2 separate regions of the Mus musculus genome follow, and region 2 is linked to region 1. A link is a contact called in ENCODE Hi-C or POLR2A ChIA-PET data. All regions are on one chromosome and are shown on one strand. Each heading gives the region's core, a stretch centred on a gene start or an enhancer-like site at or near the end of the contact. The rest is flanking DNA. Distances are from core to core; before and after follow the strand shown. Region 1 holds the start of Rpl22l1 (ribosomal protein L22 like 1). Region 2 holds the start of Actl6a (actin-like 6A).

Region 1 (4,145 bases), core at 667-3,166:
GTTTTTATAGAGTGAAATGACTTTTATTTTCTCATAAAGTCCAATTTTATATTTCTTTAGAATACTTTCATTGTATTACAAGCAGAGGCCAATTAGTCCTCAGACTCTGAACCATCTTCATCTTGACTAATCTGGAAATAACGAAGTTCGTAAGTCTCCTTGTCAGATGCGACCACACGTAGCCAATCACGGAGATTATTCTTCTTAAGGTATTTCTTGGTAAGATATTTCAAATACCTTTGAGACAAAACCATGAGTTTATTAGATGTGTGATCAATCCTATCATGAAAACACGCACTGCCACATTTGTAACTCCTACTCACTAGGACTTTGGTTTTAAGAAGCAACCAGGACAAGAGCAGCCTCTCAACCCCCTAGTACAACACACCATGAAATCTGCTGTCTGTTGACTCAAAATATACTAATATTCCCCATTTATGAAATGAAATAGACAGCAAGAGTCATCCTGACTCATATGCAAACACCTTTAAACAGACTAACAGCCATTTTCGCAGACTAATGCCTACGAGACATCCCACCACAACGTAAAAACAGAAGAACAGACCTTTTGGAGAACTGTTTCTCAGAAACAACTGTGATTTTATTCTTCAGGCGTTCAATGTGAACAACATTGCCAAGATTTCCAGTTTTTCCATTGACTTTAACCTTCTCCCGTAGAAACTGTTCCTATTTTCAAACAGAAAGAATGCAAAACTAGGGAAGGAAACCCTAGATGGTCACTAGGGAAGGTACCCTAGGAGCACAGCTTAGGTTAATATCAAGTACTACATTTAAATGCCAACAACTATGCAATCACAGTAAGACACTTACAAAATTTCCAGAGTCAAAAATTCCATCTTCTACTGGATGAGTAAGGTCCAAATGAAACCTCCAGGTGGACTTCTTAGGCTTCTTGTCTTTCTGCTAGACATAATTATGATGCCATTAAAGCAGTTTATTCAGCTTAGACACTGAATTCCCAAGAAAAAAATTACCAACTCAGCATACATCTGGTATAATGGGTTATACACAGACTTGACCAACACCTGAAGGAGCCTGTGCTCTATGTAAAGGTTACTCATTAGCTTGGTTTAAACCAATGTTTCAATTCCCATGAAACGTCATCATTTCCAGTTAAGTACCTTCCAAGTGTAAGCTTATTTTAGTAGAGAAATCTTGCTTGATTATGAAGAACTGCTTCCTACTGTAACTGATGTTATTTCCAATTTCAAATTAAAACACCCACCTGGGTGCTTTTCAAGTTTTATCTGAACTTAAAACACCATTTTTAGGGTAATGGGTCTCTTTATGCTTTATTGTAATTGGTCCAAACAGAGTCACCTAAATGGCTACCAATTAATAATACCTTCACCACCCTCCAATTATCGCAAACCCGGAACTGGCATTTGAGTGAATGACGGGGTGGACTCGCTCACTGCCGTGCAGTGAACAGGCAGTCCCGATGGGGCCATCAGACGTCACTCAGTTTTGAATCCTTACTCAGCAACCTTATTTTTAACAATTTTGGTTATAGTGACTTTCCAAATGTTTAAACCACGCTCTTCAAACTGCTAACGTCATTGCAACCGCGGACCTGGCCACTTAGGCTCTCTTCCGTTGACAGGGTGACCACAGGCCATGGAGAAACCCAGAGGCCCAGAGACCGACCGCGCCCGCCGATACTAAGCTAGTCGCGGGCCCGGCTCCCGCCGCGCAGGCCGCACGGCACTCACGGACGGCTCCGCAACCCGGATTCTATCGTCCCAGTCGAGCCGCCAGGCCGACTCTCTTCCCACCGCCTTCTCTCCTGCGGCGCTCCCGCTCGCTAGACGCAATAGCTACCTGTAATACCCGAGCCCCGCACACGCGCGCGCACTCACCGGCGCCATGTTGAGCTGCAGCCGTGGGAAGAGAACGGGCTTGCGCCGCACGCACGCTTTTATATAAAAACGTGCTGCGTCATACGCAGAGCGTGCGAAATACGCAACTCGGAACCGGATATGCACGGAGTGCTTGGCAGTCACCTAGGAAACGGAGGCGTGGCGTTGGGGGGCGGGGATGCCCTGGCGTTTGGTTTCCGCCTGCGTCTTCGAGTGGGAAGCCGGAGCCGACTGATTCTCTGCTCTGGCTGTGGACTTTGCAAACTTACAAACCAGAGTGGAGTAAGTTCAAGGGATGCAGGAGTTATCTGTTATAATTCAGGGCAAGGCAGACTCTCAATGTTGCTTTATGATCGTCTCTATTATGTTGCGATTATAGTCCTCCAGAGAAAAAGTTCTATGCTTTGCCTAGCTTTTAAGGTAGAGGATGTCCTTCTGAGAAGAACAAGTTGAGTACACTTTGGGTTTATTGGATAGGCATAATTTATTGTACTTTCTACTTACTGACTCACAATCTGCTGAAACCTAACTATCAATGTTTACAAAGTACACTAGGATGGACGTACCTTGATGACAGAAAGTAAAAAAGCATTTGAATTTTGAGCGGTTGTAATTGACGCCAGGTCAGAAAAGTGGTGAGGCTGTTGGTGTTCAGTAGTATACGTTTCTGTTAGTGTGAAACTCTAGTATTTAGGGACAGGAGATGGGATGGACTTTAGTTGTTGATTTGGAAAAGGCCCTAGAATGTAAGAGTTGTGTTCTATCCAAGCGATCGGTAATAGGCGTTAATACAGTGTAGGGTATGGTGCTAGTGGTGCTGAGGTTTTAGAAGAAATCAATTTCATTAAATTTTAAAATCTTTTTGCCTTAAGAATCACAAAAACTTTTCGTTCCAAATGTTCAGGCAGGGGCCAGGGTTGACATTTCTTCCTAAAGGGCTTCCTGTTCTGCAGATCAAAATGATCATTAGATATTTTGAAAATAGGCCATTAATTGACATTTAAAATTTTTGTTTTGCTTATCTTTGGCAACTTTCTGTGTCATAACAATAACCACTTAAGCCAATTATTTAAAGGAGATGAGAGACTCCCAGGACTCAAAGGGAGGAACCTTAGATGAAACACCCTACAGTAGGGAGAGGAACTTTTAGAGCCCACCTCCAGCAGGAATACAGGACAACAAGTGAGGGATGGGGTTGCCATCCCACAGTCACACCTCTGACCCATAATTGTTCCTGTCTGAAAGAATTACCTGGATGGAAATGGAGAGGAGCCTGAGGAAAAGAAGGTCCAGCTACAGACCCAAAGTGGGATCCAGCTCAAGGGGAGGCCCCAGGGCTATTACTGAGGGAGGCTATGTATAGAGTGTTCACAAAAAGGATCCTATCATGACTGCCCTCCAAAAGACCCAACAAGCAGCTGAAAGAGTCAGATGCAGATATTTGAACCCAACCAATGGACAGAAGCAGCTGAACCCTGTTGAATTAGGGAAGGCTGAAAGAAGCTGAGAAGAGGGTCTGTTCTACAGTAGGAGGCCCAGCAGTCTCAATCTGGACCCTCAAGATCTCTCAAACACTGGACCACCAACCAGGCAGCATATACCAGCTGATATAGGCCCCCAACACACATACAGTAGAGGACTTCCCAGTCTGTGTTCATTCAGAGATGATGCCTCTAACCCCCAACAGGCTGGAGACCCCAGGGAGTTTAGAGGTCGGGGTGGGGGTGGGGGTGGGGGGGCGTGGGGACATCCACGTAGAGACGGGGCCGGGTGGGGAGGAGATGTGGGATGTGGAGCAGATGGAGGGTGGATGGAGGGCAAGAAATGGAATATGGAGTGTAAAAAAATTAAAAATTAAATTTTAAAAAATAGACGAGTAAAATGAAAAAAATTAAAAGTGATTCTAAGTAACTGGTCATCCCCCAAATACTAAATTAGAAACCATAATGGGTGAAAATGATTAAACTTTTTTCTCTGGATTAAAAAAAATATTAACCAGATAGCAAGAATTAATGTTGTCAATAGTTCTTTCTAAGCCCTGGATTTCCTACAGAGTGCATCATGACATATACGCCTGTCTTAGTTACTATTCTACTGTTGTGCAGACACCATGGCCAAAGCAATTTGTAGAAGAAAGTTTGTTGGTGACTTATATAGTTTCAGAGGGTGAGTCCCTGACCATCAGAGCAGGGAGCATGACAGCAGGCAGACAGGCGACAGGTAGAGCACTGGAGCAGTAGCAGAAAGCTTACATCTTGACCCACA
Region 2 (4,145 bases), core at 688-3,187, 3.9 Mb before region 1:
TAGTTAAAGCCAATCTATGCCCAATCTACCCAGTTTGGTGCTAGTTACAAAGAGGCACCCAAAGAGAATCACAGAGCTATTTAGTTTAGACATACCCAGTTTGGAGAAATTCCTAGTTTAAAAGGAGATGCATATGCAACTGTTTGAATGAAAATGTCTCCTATAGACGCTGATATTTAAACATCTGGGCCCCAGTTGGTGGTGCTGTTTATGGAGGTTTAGAAGATGTGGGCCTTGATGTAGGAAGCTGTCACTGGGGGACAGGCTTTGAGTTTAAAGCCCCCACTATTTCCAGCTGCTTCATGCTTGAGGTTGGACACGTGAGCCCAGATTCCTGCCCCACCATCATGCCTGCTGTTAGCTGCCATACCTCTCTCAAACTGGACTCTTACCTCTCTGGAATCATAAGCTAAAGTAAACTCTTTCTTCTAGAAGCTGATTTTGTTTTTTTGTTTCTTGGTTTTTTTTTTTTTTTTAATCACAGCAACTGAAAAATGACTAATACACTATGTGAGATGGGTAATTTACTAACTTCTCTGCTACAGTTTAATCCGAAAAATGTATTTAATACTTACCTCATAGGATAGGATGACTAAATGCCTTGAATGTTTTAATGTATAAAGCACTTACAGTGCTGACAAACAATAAGCCGATAAATATTAGCTAACGGTAATTATTACTGTCACACTTCTTGCCAGGGAAAAGACTACCGTTCCTAGAGAAACTACTATAGTTTATTCTCAGAAAACCCTACACAGCAGTTAAAATGAGTGGGCACAGATCTACTGACTCAATGCAGATATAGATTTGTTAGTGTGAGGATACTATTTAACTCTTGATGGGTGCGTGTTACCTGTACACGGCAGAGAAAGGAATACCCCTGCCTCATCCCAGAAGCAATTTGCTCCCAATTTACAACGAGTCTTTAAACTTTGAGCTGGTTGTTTAACTCTTGCCAATATTTTTTTCTTCGTTAACGTGAGGGATGGCAGCACCATCTCCTGTCAACATCCCCCCTAGAGGAGAGTCTCTAACTAGGTAACTACTCTTAAACAAAACAGTACTTAGAAGCCTTGTTTTCGTTATCGCCGATCTAGAAAAGGCTCCCGCCCAGCCGGACAGGAGAACTGCAGCCTGTACCTCAGGGATCCGCTCATCTGGGGACCGAGCACGCCTGGAACGATGTCCAGGCTGTAGTGGCTGCTGAAGGACCCAGAGCAGCAGCCGCAACACCGGGCGCCACTCGCACCCAGTGCCAACCCCGGGGGCCCGGAACCTCCGCGAGCTGCCCGGGACCAACGCGCGGCGGAACCGGTACAGTGAGGGACCCGGCGTGCCAGGGACTGCCATCAGAGCCCAGCCGGTAAGACGCGCCAAGGCCCTTCCTTGAGGCCATCTCGGAGCAGCGACGGGACAAGCCGGAAACCTATTGCGCGCCGGCCCGGGTCCGAAGAGAAGGAGAGGCCGTGGCCCATACGGGGACCGGAAGCACCGTCCAAAGACCGGAAGGGCCCGCCGAGGACCGGAGGGAAACGGAAGCGACTAGGGACCAGGCCGGTCGTTCCGGTCCGCACGCCCCGAGGCGCCGCTGCGCTCACTCACCTCCGCCGTACACGCCGCCGCTCATGGCTACTGTCTGGCGGGGACTGGCCGAAGACTACCGGACGAAAGATAACAGCGGCGTGACTCCTCTCCCTGAGAACGCCGGCCCCGCAAGCCTGCAACTTCCAACGCCGCCCCCTCCGGCAACAAAGCAGCGGCCGCACGCCCGCTGCACAGCCACTCTTGCTGGTTTCTCGTATCAACCAATGACAAAGGGTCCGGCTTAGTCATTAGCCAATCAGAGTGTGGCGCTGCTGCATCCCCGCGCGGTTTAGCCGTCTTAGCCAATGGAAGGCATCCGTAGGGGCAGGGAGAGGGAGAAGCGACAGAAGAAGGGAAGGTGTTGGGGTACGGGCAGGAGGGGGCGGAGCTTCGCGGGCGGGTGAGGTGGGTGGAGCTTCGCGAGCGGCCGGTAGGGTGGACCGAGCTTCCAGGAGCAAGGCGGGGGGAGTGGGTGGAGCTGTGCTTCGCGCGCGAATAGAGTAGGAGGAGTCTTAGGTGGGCGGGCGAGTGGGAGGGGCTTGGTGCAGGAGTGGGCCGGGTTTCGAGAGTGAGTTAATTAGGTACTGGGAATTAAGAGGCTTGCCTCAGGCCATCAACCGCTCTGGTTCTAAAGGATGGCTGCTCCCCAGGAGCCAAAGGAACTTGAGTGCAAGGAATCTGGAACTTGAGTTAGTTACCTGGGAGAGATCCCTGGCCTTTGATTGTGATGAATTCGGAATTTTTTTTTTTTTAAGCAGAAATACTTCAACTAACATTTATACTTGAAAAAGAAATGTGCACTTCACTTTGAATTAATCAGCAAATCAGATATAATAATAGGATCCATCATTTTAAACAATGGCTATTTATATTAAAAGACAGTACATTTTTCCAGCTAGATTTAGATAGCATTTAAAAATCATGACTTCAGTTTCTTTCATTTCTGTGAAAATCATTCACCAAGCAAGTGGAGCACTATTCAAGGAAGCACCCATTTGTAAATACCTCCCCAATCCGTGTCTACTGTTCTTAGTCTACATCTCTATCAGTGTCGCCCAGAACACTGTCTTTTCTTACCCCAAATTACTGCAACAATTTGTCCCTCTGCTTCTCTAGGCCTTAGATAGCCTGATCTATATAACCAAAGGCCCAAACCAGTCCTGCCATTCCAAAGCTCAAGTGTAATGTAGCTCTGTACCTGGTAGCAGTGCTTAAATTGAAGTGTCTAGGGTCTAGCTACATAGTGGCTACTTGTAACCTTAGGTGGGTTGAATAAACTCTCATCCATTTCCCTGCCATTAAGGTGGCAGGAATTGACCTGTCTGTCATAGGTTCAGGAATAACGCTAGTAAGAAAATGCTCTCCCGTTCACTTGACACTGTGTGCTGTGAGCTGACAGTGATGGTTTGGATTTGGGTTTTTTGAGAGAAAGTCTCACTGTGTAGGCCAGGCTAGTCTCCAAGTTGTAATCCTCCTGCCTCTGCCTCCTTGTACTGGAATTATAGGCACATGCCACCGTGTGTGTATTACTACATTTTAAATGATTCAAAAACAGTTTTAAGAATACTATGATACTCCCATGTCAGAAACCTTGTGCTGTGTTTTACTGGAGCATAGCCAAGCTTATTCACAGCTGTGCCTGAGGTGATGTGTCTGGTTAAGATGTAGAGCACATTACTGCCAAGTGACCTGTGGGAGGGGTTGCTTACTTCTCAATGTATGCAACACCTAACACAGCCTGCCTCAGTGCTGTGTACTGTGGTCCCCATGATCAGTGCTCACTGCCGATCAGCACCCCAAAACAATTCTATTTCCAGTCATGTTTTCATGTTTGACTAAATAAAACTGATAGGTTATTATGGACTGTGGTTCCAAGCCAGGCATTGTGGCACACAGTTTTAATCCCAGAATTCAAGAGGCAGAGGCAGGTGGATTTCTGTGAGTTTGAAATTAGCCTGGTCTACATAGTGAGTTCCAGGCCAGTAAGGGATGCATACTGGCTACATAGCAAGACCCTGCCTCAAATAGATATATACATGATAAATGTATAAGTACTATGGTTCCAATAATGAAAAATTGGAGAGATATTATTTTACTTTATAATATATAGTAGTACAGTTAAACCACTATCATTTAAATATCTAGCAATTCATTTACAAGTTTGATGGATTTACAGATTGATATCCTTTACCAATACCATCTGCAAGATCTCTCATGAATTTAAGAGAATAAACCTTAGAATTAAAAATACCTCTTTGGGGGCTGGAGAGATGGCTCAGCAGCTAAGAACACTGACTGCTCTACCACAGGTCATGAGTTTAATTCCCGGCAACCATATGGTGGCTCACAACCATCTGTAATGGGATCCGATGCCATCTTCTGGTGTGTCTGAAGATAGGTACAGTGTGCTCATATACATAAAATGACTAAATAAATCTTTTAAAAAAGAAATTATTTATTAAAAAAATACCTCTTTGGGCCGAAGAAGAATCAAGTATTTGTTCCATACTCTCCAGGGTTCAACAGAAACCAGAGCTGTTCAGCAGGGTTGATTACAACAT

Evidence for each region. A loop is a pair of places that touch in the nucleus more often than their neighbours do. ChIA-PET counts read pairs that join two places held with the same protein, here RNA polymerase II (POLR2A).
Region 2: a map of heart shows a loop between it and region 1 (9-fold over the local background). The contact joins the promoter of Actl6a here to the promoter of Rpl22l1 in region 1. A Hi-C loop is called at or near these places in 2 of 37 maps with a recorded cell type or tissue (T-helper 17 cell and heart). POLR2A ChIA-PET finds 5 or more read pairs at or near these places in 1 of 5 experiments (Patski).

Annotation. Positions count from the first base shown.
Region 1 is chr3:28,803,279-28,807,423 of GRCm38, reverse strand. It overlaps Rpl22l1 (ribosomal protein L22 like 1), which reads right to left and starts at 1,916. Exons shown (of 4, transcript NM_001347226.2): 1 at 1,881-1,916; 2 at 832-921; 3 at 566-687; 4 at 1-237. The coding sequence starts at 1,889. The coding sequence ends at 93. Gm32950 (predicted gene, 32950) reads left to right here and starts at 2,073. Exons shown (of 3, transcript NR_166194.1): 1 at 2,073-2,162.
Region 2 is chr3:32,706,338-32,710,482 of GRCm38, reverse strand. Actl6a (actin-like 6A) reads right to left here and starts at 1,937. Exons shown (of 14, transcript NM_019673.2): 1 at 1,603-1,937. The coding sequence starts at 1,627.